Regions from separate parts of the Homo sapiens genome. Here region 2 is linked to region 1. Evidence: read pairs that join two places in POLR2A ChIA-PET (ENCODE). Cell type or tissue: OCI-LY7. All regions are shown on one strand.

Region 1 (8,000 bases):
TCACTGAGTGTTCAATGCATTGACTGTGATTGATGAAGCCTTTGTCACAGGCTTAACCCTGCCTAGACCAAATGCTTTGGCCAAGGGAATGGGGTCCCATAGGACCTATGATTGTCTAAGGGTAGGTCTCATATCCTGGTCATCCTCCCTTTCCAGACATAAAATTGGTGGAGCTGTTCCCAGAGGAAGAGGAATGGGGACAGACTGGAACTTGATGTGATGATGGTAAATATCCTTGATAGAAAATTGAGAAATGCTTCTCTCCTATCTCATATACCATGCCTCAAAGTCTAGTTTTACGTTAAAGTTTTGGATTCATGCACACCATCCCAAGCTGTGGTGTGCTTTAGATGATCTTGCCTTTAATGGTTTTCTTATTAAAACTTTATTCGTATCAGTGTAAAAGTTCATAATGGATATTTCATATCTTGCAGTGATGCTACTGGTTGGTAGTATGACCACGTTTAGGGGCTATTCATAATCTCTTTTTGGGACCTGGTTTTAAGAGTAGCTATTATTTTTAGATGTACATAGTCTCTGTCTTAAATATCAGCTTAATTCTCAACAGGTCCCAGCCTGTGTTGACAGAATTACAGCTGTTAATCTGATTTGCCTGATCTTGCAGAGACGCTAAACCATGGGAATTGTATTCTCCTGCAGCAAATATAAGCTTGCACCAACAGGCTGGCACTGTGAAGGAACTGAAGCATCTCTGTATTTAGTGTCTGTGCTGAAGTGCTGACAAAGCATCAACCCCATGCTCTGCAAAATAGTAATTACTAAAGCGGGGAGATGTAAAGAAGGAAACAAACCTCTTTACCTTGTCAGCGCATAAAAGCAAGGGTCTGAGAAATGGAGCATTCCCTCTCACTTATGTTTCTCAAGTTCCCTGGCTAAAAGTAAACAATCTCCCAGAGTAACCTGGATTTCTGTGCTTATCTACGCTTTCAGCAAATACTGCCTTAGTGCATGTTTGAGGATGAGGGAGAGAGAAGAGAGTTGGTCCTCCTTGTGGACATCCTTACCTCCCCACTGGCCTGAAATGACCATGATCTCTGTAATGCATCTCTCTAGGAAGCAGACTACTAGTTAAGTTTTTTTTTCTTTAACCAACACACCTCCTATTTCCTTAACTTGATACTGACTTGTTTTATGTTCCATCTTATTCGAACTATGCCTATCTCTTCCTTCTAAAGTGTCATAGGTCACTGCTAATGATGAACACCTTTCAAATGAAACGCTTTTTTACTGTGGTCTTCCACGTGACAGGCTATTGGGCAAAATATTTTGGAGGTAGCCAGGACTTTTTTTTTTTTTTTGAGATGGAGTCTCGCTCTGTTGCCCAGGCTGGAGTGCAGTGGCACGGTCTCAACACACTGCAAGCTCCGCCTCCCGGGTTCACGCCATTCTCCTGCTTCAGCCTCCTGAATAGCTGGGTCTACAGGTGCCCACCACCACGCCTGGCTAATTTTTTGTATTTTTAGTAGAGATGGGGTTTCACCGTGTTAGCCAGGATGGTCTTGATCTCCTGACCTTGTGATCTGCCTGCCTCGGCCTTCCAAAGTGCTGGGATTACAGGCGTGAGTTACCACGTCCGGCCAGCCAGGACTTTTTAACGTTCATGTTTGTCATCAGGATCTGGGCATTAATGGAGAAGTAGCAGGGACCGCCAGAATGCTGACTGGGAGGATAGACAAGGCTGTAAAAGTGGGGCAGGAGACACCTTTATGATGCTGCTGCCAGGATACTAGTACTCACACCCCTGCCACAGGCCTTCCAGTATGAGTGCTCTAGTTCATGTTTTTGTTAAAGAAGCTCAGAGAACATGATACGATCTGAAGACTAGTAGTCTAGAAATGCGTCAGACAGCAGTGCTTGTTGTTAAACACTCCTTTAGCCATAGTTGCCCTGTTTTTCCATTTTTCCCCCACGTGAGTATCTATCCACATTCATCTAGGCCTAGGTGCTTTCTCCAATGATGTCCTCCGTGAAACATAAGGAAAAATATGGACCTCTCAAAGAGAAAGAGAACTGTCTACTTATTAGGAGAAGCCCTCCCTGGTGATTCACTCACCATAGTAATTTTGGGAAACCTCATGGTTTCCAAAACCTTAATATTTGCACAAATGAAATTCAAATGAAATTGAATGAATGCCATCTTTTGAGCAGCACACAGGTGACTGTAGCACTGTCTCATGTTCTCTAAAATCTCTTCTTTAGAGTTTCAAGAACTCTTTTCAGTCTCTTCTCAGTAGAGAAGATAATACTTCTAAGTATTAAAGAGCAGGTTTTTTGCTCTTTGCTATTGTAAGGATTGCTGAGCCAGAATGGAGAAAGTATTTGGGAAGAATTGCTGCCACAGTGTTTAATGGTCTTCCTCCTCTGTGAGAATTACAACTGAGCAAACATTGTTATGTTTAAATGTGTTCAGTCCCCAAGAGGCAGTGAGTAAAATCTTTGTTACCATTTTCAAAGTGTGCATTGCTGCTTTGATCTCTTCACTGACCGAAAGCACATCCCTATGGTCTCAGCCCTGTGCGTCCTAATAAAGCTGATTTCTCACCGTTACACCAGGGAGTCCATGTAGTTTGTTGATGCTCTATTCTGAGAAAAATGTCCTCAAAGTCTATTCCAAGGGCAAGACTCAAGTGAGCATGAGTTGTATGTTTTCTCTGTGTCCATCCTTGGCTTAATACAGAAGACTTAAATTCCTTTCTTTGGTTATGTAATCTGCTGGTTCCTCTGTGAAGTAGGTAAATGATGCTGTACCTCTCCTACAGATGAGGAAATCAAGGATCATAGAGATTAATGTGTTTGCTTACGGGGCCGGCTCTCAATGGAATCTGGATAGTATGTACCTGCTAGGCTTGCATTCTATTTTCTATCTGTGCTCTAGTAAGCCTAAGCCACAGAGAACGTTCCTGGCTTTATCATGTTTTAAACTTACAAAGCAGGATAAACCATAAATAAAGTTCAGTATGCTGGGTATGAATATAGTGAAAAGCAAGAGTTGCTTTTTTAGGCATTAGAATTATTCTCCTTTCTCTTTTTAGATGAAGGCAGCCACTTCAGAAAATTTTCTAAGCCTAGCTCATATTTGGAGAGCTTTGCAAATAATTTTTTAAAAGCCCACAGTTCTGCAGAAAATGGATTTCATCTACAGAATTGGCATCAGTCCTGTCCTTGTTTGCCAATGTCCCCATCTCTCTTTATTTCTATTTCTATTGTAGCATCCTCTACCTTCTACTTACAGGAGACTAGCCGGGCTTTCCCTCTTTCCTACCCATCCAACCCCAAGTAAATATGAATAAAACATATCACACATAATGGAGGTACTGGCCTTGTGTTAAGATCACCCTCTGATTTATTTTCAACTGGTCCTAATTTTAACCTCCGAAAACAATTTAATTCTAATTTTCACGATATTTGAAGAACTGAAACTCCATGATACCACACCATCTTAAGGAAGACTGTGGTAGGTTGAAACAAAAAAACCTTAAAGTTTTTTCAAGCAGCAAGCAACAGTAACTCTTATGCCCAAATTTTCTCTTGTTAAGTGACAAGATATTTTTCTAGTTATACAGTGGAGAAAACTGAGATGGGAGATTAAAAGTGACTTGCCCAAGGTCACACACGGTCAGTGGCACAGCCAAGAATAGATCCAGGTCACCTGACTCCCTGGGCTTTGTTCATTACATCACTCAACTTCTCTTTAGGAAGTAACAGCCCTGCAGCCTACGAAAATGAAGGCAGTCAACTCTCAGACTCAGTTTCTAGGTCTTGACTTTTTTTTTTTCTTCATCTTTTGTTAAAATGTATCAATAGCTGCCACATTGCAGCACCATTAGCTAAATTCAGGAACTTAACAGAATTTATTAAGAAAAACAAAATTCTGATATCATAGTCACAAACTTGGCAAATGATAAAGCAAAAGGGAGACACAGCTGAAGACTCCAAAGTAGTTGTGCAGGGACCTTCTGCCTGAACCACATCTAAGAAGGAAGAAACACACAGAAGAGAGGAAAGGGAGATATAGTCTAAGACTATGTATAGAAAGGTATGACATGGACCCAGGGCAACAGCTTCAGGAACACTAAGGTCATGAATAACAAGAGGATTTGAAAAAAATGCTAACTCGACTTTTTTTTTGAGACAAAGTCTCCCTCTGTCGCCCAGGCTGGAGTGCAGCAGCATGATCTTGGCTCAACGCAACCTCTGCCTCCTGGGTTCAAGCAATTCTCCTGCCTCAGCTTCCTGAGTAGCTGGGATCACAGGCGTGCGCCACCACACCTGGCTGATTTTTTTTTTTTGCATTTTTAGTAGAGACAGGGTTTCACCATCTTGGCCAGGCTGGTCTCGAACTCCTGACCTTGTGATCTGCCCGCCTCGGCCTCCCAAAGTGCTGGGATTACAGGCATGAGCCACCGTGCCCGGCCAAAGTTGACTTTTTAAAAAGAGGGCTTTTAGCATTTCAATCAGTGCATGATGTACAAATCCAGCTGCTTGAAAAAGATGGGCCAAATTCACAGAGAGCAAGGAAGCAGAACTACTCAATTTTCATTTTACTCCTGTCATTTTCATTCAAGCCTTGCAGATAAGAGTCTCCATCTACAAAGACAGGTATATGAAAATTATCTCTTTATTTTTTAGAAACCATGTTCATTTCTATTTCAAGCCTTTTCTTTCTGGAAAAGTGGAAAACTTAACCTCAGTCCTTCTCAGTATTATACCACCCCCCAGAGTTGTGTCAAGGCTCCAGGGGACTGACAGTGCCACGGCATGGGAAGAGGGACCTTCTGGTCATTGAGGCATCAGAATGCATGGGTTACTCTGTAGCACCCAGTAATTCTGCTCTCCCAGCTCTCTCAGTTGTAGTCATCTGTGGCTGTGTCCCATTGGAGCTTGACCCACAGAATTCTTTTGTTGACATTTCCTATGGTTCCTACTTACCTAGATATAGCACGCAGGGCTCTAGGGTCTTGTGACCTCTCTGGGGACACTGCCAGGAAGTAGGGCCTGGGTGTCCTTCCTCCAGCATCCACAAGCCTCTTGCCTTCCTTTCCCAACAGCCCTGGGGAGATAATTCTTTTTTCAGGGTTCTTCAGGACTCTTTGTGTTGATAAATCTCACTCCTTTTTACATGCTTCAAGAAATTCCCTGTGTTCTAAGAGTTTAGAATTTTGAGAAACACAATCTAGGAATAATCACAGGCTATTTATCTTTTTCTCCTTACCACATACCTCTCCTGATGCAATGAATTCCAATTCTAATACCTGCCTTAGTGGGGGTTAAGCAAAGGGGAAAATACAAGGAGAAATAAAAGTAAACATAGATTAATATCAATGTTTCTGAATATTACTTTTTTTAGAAGTACAGCAATTGGGGATGTCTGCCTTGTTCATATCTACTTTCTTTTCTCTGGGAATGACCCCAATATATAGGTGTGGGGTCCCTGTAGACATGACTCTGTTCCTGGGCAGGACTAGTTAAACCAGGGATCTGGAAATCTGATCCAAGGTGGGCCAGATGGAATGTCTTCCCAAAACTGGAGTTTTGGGTTGAAGGACTGCATTGACTAAGAGTCACTGGAGTTAAGTCGCAGTAAGAGAAGTGCTCCAGGGAGATACCTGTGAGCCTGATGCAGGAGGCCACTGGAAGCCTCTGCTTTCTCTTCTTCCAACTCTTGGCCTTTCTACTCTTTCTCTGATTTTATGAAACTGCCCATGAATTTCATGAGATTCAATATGCTTCTCTTTTTGCTTAAGGTAGCCAAAATCAGTTTCATTTGCTCGCAACCAAGAGAAACTTAAGAATGGTCTTCAAATTTGCAAAGAAAGAAAAACATGATGAAGAGGAAACTGAAACTTAAGATAGGTGAAGAGATAGTAAGATAGAATCTGGCTATTTAAGATGTGTTTTTCTAATAATTTAAAGTGACAGTTGCAAGAACTGTATTTGTGATCCTGGCAAAACTTTCACTTTTATTTATTTTTTTTTTTGAGGAACATTTAAAACTGTCAGCACTGTTTTGTAGCAGGGTCACTGATAAACTAGAGAACAGTCAGAAATATGTAGGATTTTCGAGGCTAAACACTTTTCTATTTGAGGGCTTGCTGAAGGGCCTGGGATGGTTTACTCAGCATGAGAAAGTGTCTCAGGAAACATGATTGGTGGTCAGGTGTTTAAAGGGCCATTGGGCAGGAAAGGAGTTGGATATACTCACTGCAGCTCTGGAAGTGAGAAAAAAGCACCAATGAAAATAAATGAATGGAAATAGATTTTGACTTAGAAAAGGAGAGGTTTTTTTTTTTTTTTACATTTAGAGCTGTCTGGAAGGCCATGAGGCTTCCTTTTGGGGCACAGAACTCTTTGCAATAGAAGAGCTCAAGGTGAGACTGGAGAACCATTCACAAAGGTTGCATTGAAGGAGAGGGCCCAGCCTTGGGAAGGAGGTGGGATGAGATGAATAATGTCTAAGTTTTCTTTAAATCTAAGATTCCATCATTTTCCCTATGACTATTATTAACTTGTAGACTAGAAATTCCAACCTGCATTTTTATAGAATTCAATAGGCATGAAAGCATTTCATGAATATAATTTATAAAAAACTTCTTCCTGACTAGGCACAGGGGCTCATGCCTATAATCCCAGCTCTTTGGGAGGCCGAGGTGAGAGGATCACCTGAGGTCAGGAGTTCGAGACCAGCCTGGCCAACATGGTGAAACCCTGTCTCTACTAAAAATACAAAATTAGCTGGGTGTGGTGGCACGTGCCTGTAATCCCAGCTAACTGGGAGGCTGAGGCAGGAGAATCGCTTGAACCTGGAAGGCAGAGGTTGCAGTGAGCCAAGATCATGCCACTGCACTCCAGCCTGGGCAACAAGAGTGAAACTCTGTGTAAAAAAAAAAAAAAAAAAAAAATTCTTACTTTATTAAAAAAAAATTACTACAAATTTTCATTGAAATAAGACTTCTCTAAAAAGTAAAGGAAACAAAAATTTACTTTCTATTCTCTAAATTGGAATTAACGGTAATTAAAATTTTCACAGGCAGTGTTTTACTCAAATAGAAAACACCTTCTATAATATTAATATAATAATACAAAACCCAGAGAATACTGAATTTCTACAGGAAACAATAGATTCCTTGAATTATTTTAAGGAACCAATAGGACTACCAACTTTTCTCCCAAACTTTTCCCAAATAAATGAAAAAAGATATTGCCATGGCACCTAAACAGGTGGCTCAGGTATTTTATTGACAACCTCCAAAACATTACGACTATGCAACTGTTGTGTATTTTAAATTATTATTCTTAACTTGGGGTTGAGAACTGGATTACTCTAGTTTGTCACTTACCACAGCAAGCAGATGCTAACCTTCAATAATCATGCTTTAAACAAGAAGGACAAGGAAATCCACTTAGTTTGAAAATCCTGAACTTAATGACCCCATTAGACATAGTCTGGTATCGTGAAGCTTTTCATAATCTCTCTTCATGTAAAAACCTTTAACAATATAAGCACACATATAACGTAGCATATTCATCAGCTCTTCATTTACTTAAGTGGATTACATTTATAAAGAGCATTCAAAAGAATACAGTCTTTTCCGCTTTGTAAACTGGATTCTCAAGTAATTTTAAGGATACGATTTGCAACATAAGTAAAAAAAGGTCTAAATTATAGCTGGGCGCGGTGGTTCTTACCTGTAATCCCAGCATTTTGGGAGGCCGAGGTGGGCAGATCACTTGAGGTCAGGAGTTTGAGACCAGCCTGGCCAACATGGCGTAAACCCATCTCTACTAAAAATATGAAAATTAGCTGAGTGTGGTGGCGCCCGCCTGTAATCCCAGCTGCTTGAGAGGCTGAGGCACAAGAATTGCTTGAACCCGGGAGGCGGAGGTTGCAGTGAGCTGAGACTGTGCCACTGCATTTCAGCCTGGGTGAAGAAGGAGTGCGATTCTGTCTCAGGGAAAAAAAAAAAAGAAAAAAAAAAGAT
Region 2 (8,000 bases), 480 kb before region 1:
TGACCCCTTCCTTCAGGAAATTTAAGCCACACCCTTTTCATGTTGCATATCTCTGGCTCTCTTCTGTCAATCTCTCTCACTCTTGAGAACCCTTGGGATTACTTTGGGTCAACTCCAATAATCGAGATTTCCTGATTAGCACTCTTAATTCCATCTGCATTTTTTTTGACCATTTAACCTAACATATCCACAGGTTCTAGGAATTGGGATGTGAACATCTTTGGGGGGCAATTATCCTGGCTACCATACCAGCCTTATTCAAGTCCTCAGAACCTCTCACCCAGAGCACTGCGATGAAATCCTAATGGATGCTCCTGTTCCCAATGTCTCCCTGCTGCAGGGAGGGCTACACAAAGCTGGTAAGGGCTAAATCATTAATTAAAAGACTATTGTCTTGCTAAAGCAGCTTGATTTGTGCCTAAGATGGCAAGTAATCAACAAACGATAGCCAAAAAATAGTTAAAATTAAGCGCTTACTATATGCCAGACACACATTTAAGCAATTTGCACATATTAACTAATGTAATGCTTATATCAACCCAATGAGGTAAGTATGTATATGCCATGTCCATTTTATAGATGAGAAAACTGAGGCACAGAGAAGCTGTCTCATGCTCAGTCTCCTGGATATCATGAATTTTGGGAGAAGTTAATAACTTAAGACTAGGTAGCCTAACTCCGGAGCCCTGTGCTCATAACTATCTCAGTACTGTTAAGTAAATTAATCATTTAGTCCTTAAGCCGTTTCACAGCCATTGCCTATAGGGGGCAGGATGTTATTACATAAGTGACAAGGATGGGCGTTGAATTCAGGTTGACAAAGTTTTGAAGTTTTATGCCACCTCTGTGTGATTTTGGAAAGTTACTTACTCTGTCTTTACTTCAGTTTCAATTGTAAAATAGAAATAGAATTGTGTATTACAGATTGTTCTCATGAGAATTAAACGAGGTAATATTTATGGAAGTGCTCAAGACAATGCTCAGGACAAAGTGGGTACCACGTAAGTGTTAGCCCCTCCCTCCCCACAACTGGGAGACCAAATATTACAAAATACATGGGCATAACAAAGAGTAACACTCTAAGCCTGCATACGGTTTAGCTGCTGGATTTTTGAGACAGAATTTTCGCTCTGTCACCCAGGCCGGACTGCAGTGGCACTATCTCGGCTCACTGCAAGCTCCGCCTCCTGGGTTCACCCCATTCTCCTGCTTCAGCCTCCCCAGTAACTGGGACTATAGCCACTGGATTTTTCAAGATGTTCTATATTCTAACACCACTCTTTTTTTTTTTTTTTTCCATTCTGACCCATTCTATTCTTTTTATAATTCAGCCATTCTCAACTTGTTGCCACTCCTGTATATGACATGAACTTTGCTGCACATGGGCCTTTGTTGAAGCAGCTTTTTTTTTTTTTTTCATTAAAAATGCCTTTTCCTTCTTATTTTATCCATCCATCTACATTCTTCACAGACAATTTCCCAATCTCCTCCTCTGGCCACCTACTGTATTTTGTCTGTACTTTTATTACAATACATCCAACCTCATGATTATTTTGAGTTGCCTAGCCATACCCATTTCCTCCTTTTTCTGAAAGGTCCCTGTTTTCTTCTTTTTTATGAGCCTCAAGTAACCAATATTCAGTTGGAGGTCAAAAAGATTTGTGCCATAGAGCTGAGTGTGGAAACAAGTACGACATGTTCCCTGCATTAAGACCTGGTGAGGAAAACAAACACATATACAAGTACCTCACATAACGTGGAAAGTCATACATACACTACTAGAAATTCCACAATATGGAAGGGGTAGAGGGAAAAAGAATGAGTTTGAAAGACTTCACAGAGGAGGTGTTTGTGTGTGTGTGTGTTTAGGGAGAGGCTCTTTGGAGAGAATTTAGAGAAGAGGCTTAGAAATACTGCCTGAGCTCTGCAGATGTACTTACTACTAAGTTATCTCACTTTGCATGTGCGTATTTGTGTTGAGGGGCTAGGACTTATTTCGTATAGATGTTTTCTTCTTCTCAGCACTAAACATGCTACAGCATTTAGCTGGGAGAGAATTTTGGTTTAGGGCTCCTAGGCTGTTCAGTGAATAGGCAAGAGGTAACATACGTAAGGACTTTGGGGCTTGACAGGTTCAAGGTCACCTCCAGTTCTGGTCTTCATTAGGAGAAGAGTGGCAGGGGAGAGCAGGCACTATTCAAGGCCAAGAGTGCCACCTAATCTCTGCGAGAGGTAACATTCTGTGGCAAACAGCACAGGGCTAAAGACAGAAGAGGGATGTTCACCTCCTTCAGAAAGACTCAGCCATGCTCACCTATAACTCAGTTCTTAACCGATGCCACCCAAAGCTGAATTGCAATGGGTCATCTCAAGACCTCTAAGCATAGAGATAAGATGCCAGCGTGGAGCTTCCTTCTCCCATGGGGAAAGCATTCAACAAATGGCAGAGATCAAGAATTTACCGAATTTTAATCTGTAAAATTTGACAGATGGTTTTTATTTTGTTAATTTTAGAATTTAGGAGAAATAGATGGTCAGCCTCTTCTGGAAGAATAATTCAATGCCTATATATTTACATTGAAGGAAATGCTGCTTAAACTGCAGCGTTGGAAAAGTACTGGCCAGAAGGAACAAGCAAAACATTTTCTAGGGAATTTTCTGGATGGAGATACGAAAAAAAAGTGACTTAGTACAGTGGCTACTATTGTTAGATTTTTTCACTTGTTCATTATCATTTGATCCTTTGATAATATTGTAACAGCTTTCATTAACAATATGGCTTGGAGTTAATTTAGGCAAATCCCTTCAACATTGAGCCAGCTAGCAGATTTCAGAATGTGAGTTTCAGGACACTGTTGCTCTCTCTTTCCTAGAAAAGTTGTGGCTTCTCTGCAGGTCATTGGCCAACATCAACTGCTCACAGCAGAGGGACTGCGGGGTGAGCCCACCACCACCTTATCTGAAAATGATTCAGATCCTTGGTTTGGTGAACTTTTAAATGTTAAAACATTGAATTCCGTTGGGTTCAGATTTTGAGTCAAAACAGTGAGATATCTCACAGATGTAGTAGGCAAGATAAAAAGAGTGATTTTAAAAAGCCATTCCAAATGTGTTTGTAGCTCATGGTATGTATGCTGGTAAGTTCTTTGGCAAGGGTACAGTGGAGAAGCACAGCACAATACAAAGAGACAGAAGACCTGCCTTCAAGCCATAGCTTTACTCACTTTACGTACCTTAGGTTGGTGACAATCAGACACCCGGACGTTTTTCTGGAACGGGTAAGGGTAGAAAGAATAAACAAGTACCCCTTAATTCTTCTGAGTCCTGCTTCCCCCAACTATACAATGGAGGAGTGTAGAAAACTAACAGCAGTAAATGAATATGTGTGGAAGTATTCAGTAAACTGCCAATTCATTGTATAACGTTTCTAACACTATCTACACTTTTATTATTTCATCAAATGCAAGGGTAATAGAAATCAGATACGCAATAGCATGAACAAAATTACCAATAATTTAAAGGATTTTGACCCTTTAATGCATATGGTTCTGTAATCAGCAACCTTGTCTCCATCTGATCATATTAAAAACAATTTATGGGGGTGGTGGTTGTTAAACCACTCTCTAGAATTTATTTTAAAATGCCAGGCTTGAGTGAGGGGATTCATCATGTCTGGAACATTCAGCAGAGAAGCCAAACATGCCTGATCACCTCAACCATTTCGTCTATTTCTGGGATCCCAAGATAGAGTACTTATGACACGAAACGTGAACCTCTCATAACTCCTCCTGTGGAAGGGAAGAAGCATGAGGTGAAGACACGCAGTCTCATACAGGGCTGGCCTCTCGGGTGTGCGTGTTTTGCCAAGACAGACAGAATGTGGTCTGTGTGCCTGAGGCCTGAGGTAGCGGGGCTGCAGACTGCAATCCTTGGTGCCCGAACACCATTCACAGATGTAGGGGGAGGCTTCACAGAGGCAGGTGACAAGTGACTTCATCTGACTGACTCCATTTACCTCACATGAAATGGTCACCTGGTGGGACCCCACCCCCCGCCAGCCATGACAAACTCTCTGTTAAAAAGAAGGTGGGAAAGGGCCAGCTGTGGTGGCTCATGCCTGTAATCCCAGCACTTTGGGAGGCTGAGGAGGGCAGACTGCTTGAGGTCAAAAGTTCGAGACCAACCTGGCCAACATGATGAAACCCTGTCTCTACTAAAAATACAAAAATTAGCCAGACATGGTGGCGCATGCCTGTAATCCCAGCTATTTGGGAGGCTGAGGCAGGAGAATCGCTTGAACCGTGAGGTGGAGGTTGCAGTGAGTGGAGATCACACCACTGCACTCCAGCCTGGGTGACAGAGCAAGACCCTGTCTCAGGAAAAAAAAAAAAAAAAAAAAAAAAGAAAAAGAAGGTGGGAAAGAAGCAACCACTTTCAAAAGAGACTCTCAGCAGGTGATATAGGAGACATATGGGTAACTCAGCCTATTTTCAGTTCTCCTTTGGCGGTAACCACAAAGGGAGCCTAAACTCACGTTTTTGTGGCTTTAGAGTGCTGCTGGCACATCCTCACAAAAGACCCGCCCTTTCCAGAGTGACTGATGGAACTACCCTATCAAGGGTTGCCATTGCCAAGTCCCCCATACACTCTTCCAGAGGTTTCAATACTTCCGATGACAAATGGTGAGATTTGTTCCCTTCAGAGATATTCTGACAAAGTTGAAAGGTCGATATAAAGGGCAGTAAGGGCAGTAAGATGTATGAACCCCAAAGTAGTGTTTTCAGACAAACTGATCCTATCTTGACAGTCAATTGCTCTAGTCTACGATTTGAAAGGGTGTTCCAAGATGGATAGGAATAGGTAACAAGATAAAAAGCAACGATATTAAACCTGAGAAATTCCTTCTTCTTTAAACAAATGATAAATTTGCTGAATCTGTACCAAGGAGTAGACTGATTATATATAATACTCAGACAAGACAATCTTCCTCTTGAAATTTCATGTCCTAGAGATAGTCTAACAGCCCTGCAGAACAAGTTATAATCTTGTTTCATCATGGGTCAAAACGGTAGGAGTCATCTATAGTATAAGGATTAGAGAGATAAATCTAGACAAAGCTCGGCATTGTTGAAAAATAGGAAGTCAAAGTTTCTAGGATGCTACATTTTCAAAAATCATACCCCAAATCCAAAAACAACCCCCCCAAACTCATATCCTATATCCTTTACAAACTCTCTTTTATTATTATTTTATTTTCTCTCTGGGGCAATTTTCAATGCTAAGGAACCACAAAGGGAAGTGACAGAAACAATAATCGTTAAGAAACAATAATGGTTAAAAGAGGAAGACTATGGAAACCTAAAAGAAGAACAGACATGTATTTACAGGCACCTCTAAGTAGAACACGACAGCAAGAACAGACACCAAGCAACCCATCTCAGGTTTCAGGACAGTATGAAAGTAAGTTTCTTCAATCAGAAGAAAGGCAGAACCCAAAATACGTAACTGAACCACCAGCAATTATAACATACTGCCCAGATGCTTTCTTTGAAGTTAAGCAGCCCCTATCTATCTTACAGTATTTGTTTAAAAAAAGTTACATTAATTAAGTCTTAGAAGAGCACACTGTCATTTAAAGGCAATGTCACTTACTGGGGCATCTCTCCTCCTCCTCCGTCGGCTGCTCCTTCTCTGGCTTGGGTGGGCCTTTGATTTTGTAAACCAAGGCACAGAGTTTTCCTGTCCAGGAGGTGTCCTCCTCCTCCTCTTCCTCTTCTTCCAAAGGAACCCCTAGCAAGCCACAGAACAGGGTGAAAATCCAAAGCAGTGCATGAAACCATCATAGTGTCACAAAGAACATTTAAAAAACTGCTTCCCATCCTTCTGGAACTTTCTAAAGATACTACAGGCTTTCTAAAGATACTATTCTCGTGAATAGTTACCTATCTTATAGCTTTTGAAAAAAAAAATATTGATTTCCTGTTTATCAGAACAACAAGTAAGTTTAATCCTAAAACATGTGTTTTGAATCTGTACCCCCAAAACCTCTGAAAGAGTGTAAGGGGGATTACATACACTCTTATAGTGTTGAAACCTCTGGAAGAATGTTTGGGGGACGTGGCCCTAGAATCTGTAGAAGAAGTTAACAATGAGTTATTTCAAATGAAAAGCTTGTCAATTACCCATATATTATTAAACCTACCCATGTACAAGCAACACAAATGCTGAGAGCTGCTTAAAACCAGTAGGTACGTATCCAAGTAGAGATTGCTGGCTGAGAAGCCTTAAGGGCAGAAGTTACTAAACACACACACACACACACACACACCACACACACCCACACACCCACACCCCCCCCCCCCCCCACACACACACACCCCTAATAGCTAAAAAGCAAAGAGATCAGAATCTTGTCTCACCTGGAAGCTGAGAGTCCCAACTAACTTTAAGCAAATTAGGTGAGGTTTATATAAGGATCAGTTGTCTTCATTCTTTTGCTAGAAACCCTGTTTCCTCTCTATATCTCAGCACAGGCTCTTTTAGGTAGAAGGAATTTTGGTCATATATTCTGTCAGGGTTACTTCCTGTATCTTTTCTGACACAAGTAGCTAGGATAGTCACGTCTTGAAAGACAGTATTGCAATTTTAAATACAAAAATAACTTCCCAACCTCCCACTAGCTTTCTAATGAAGGAATCAAAAACAGACTCTTCTTGTAAAAAAAGGACAAAGCCTTTCTCTGGGCAGCTTACCACAGTGAAGGAGAAGGTCCTCATGGAAATCATACAGCTCCTCCCGAATCTCCTCTGGGCAGGGGCAGTTCTCTCCCAGTTGAAAGTTAAGCAGCATGTTGATCTTTGAGAGGCAAGAGAAGAATAGCTAGTTGGTTCTCAATGTTGGCCAAGGGAACTCAGATCCTGCCTTAGACAGACACTTACATTCTTTTCAAATTTATTTTACTTAGTGATTTTTTTTTTTTTGGTAAAAGTGGCCAATATTTACAAGTAGCTTTCACCTTTTCCTGATTCTAAAAGTAACTTATTAATTGTATAACATTTGGAAAATACCTAAATAAGAAAATTTACTGTGATTCCACCACCCCGAGATAACTACTGTTAATATTTTAGCTAATGTCTTCCTGACATTATGTAGGTATACGCACAGAATGGGATCACATTCCAGATACACCTTTTAAAAACCAGAGTTTTCCACTTAATGTTACTTGAACATTTTCTTACTTTCTTAATCCAATTTTTAATAGGTGCATTGTAATTATATGGAAGAATTATAATTTATGTAAAATTAACTCTGTTATGACATATTTGTTTCTATTATTTGTCCTTATAAAGCTGGTTTGAGTTTCCTTTAAAATAATTTTTTTTCATGTCTCTGATTATTTTCTTAGAATAAACTCCCAGAAGCAAAATGACTAGAGGAACAGGTTTGCATATTTTAATGTTTTTTTATATGAATTTACAAATTGCCCTTCAGAAAGCTTACAATTTGCATTATTAACAAGTTTATACAAGTGTGTATTACTATGCCATCTTCGTTACAGTAATAAGAGTTAACACATTTTCAAATATTTTCAATTGAATGGGTGAAAAATGTCCTATCCCTGTTGCTTTAATTTATGCTTAATTGGTGAGGTTGAAATTTGTTTTTTCACACATAAAGATTAATTTTATTTTGTATTTCATAAATTTCCCATCCATGTTTTTCCTCTATTTTTCTACTGGGTAATTATCTTTAAAAAATTTGCCCCTGAGTGCTTTGGACACCTCTAGATTTTTAACTTTTTATATACTTTTATACTCTACATGTATTGGCCCAGCTTTTGGTCAGCTTTTAATTTTGTCTACAAGTTTTTTTGTTTGTTTGTTTGTTTTTTTGAGACAGAGTCTCGCTCTGTTGCCCAGGCTGGAGTGCAGTGGCACAATCCCGGCTCACTGCAAGCTCCGCCTCCCGGGTTCACGCCATTCTCCTGCCTCAGCCTCCCG

What was found. ChIA-PET counts read pairs that join two places held together with the same protein. Peaks named below come from ENCODE experiments on the same cell type or tissue, not always from the same donor. Only the 100,000 strongest peaks of a DNase experiment are listed, where the experiment ranks them.
Region 2: POLR2A ChIA-PET joins it to region 1 with 6 read pairs; 2 of 35 experiments call an interaction of 5 or more read pairs at or near these places.

The regions. Positions count from the first base shown.
Region 1 is chr15:33,184,489-33,192,488 of GRCh38, reverse strand. All of the region lies in intron 2 of FMN1 (formin 1), which reads left to right. Among named protein-coding and RNA genes, the nearest start is that of FMN1, 6.2 kb to the left of the region's middle. RefSeq lists a silencer at 3,696-3,755. In OCI-LY7, no CTCF peak of the experiment used is centred here; a DNase peak (open chromatin) is centred at 3,678; H3K4me3 peaks cover 1,469 bases; H3K27ac peaks cover 1,950 bases.
Region 2 is chr15:33,668,209-33,676,208 of GRCh38, reverse strand. It overlaps RYR3 (ryanodine receptor 3), which reads right to left. Exons shown (of 104, transcript NM_001036.6): 37 at 6,753-6,855; 38 at 5,653-5,790. Among named protein-coding and RNA genes, the nearest start is that of CHRM5, 300 kb to the left of the region's middle. In OCI-LY7, CTCF peaks have their summits at 573 and 774 (motif pointing right); DNase peaks (open chromatin) are centred at 758 and 4,538; H3K4me3 peaks cover 1,230 bases; H3K27ac peaks cover 1,501 bases.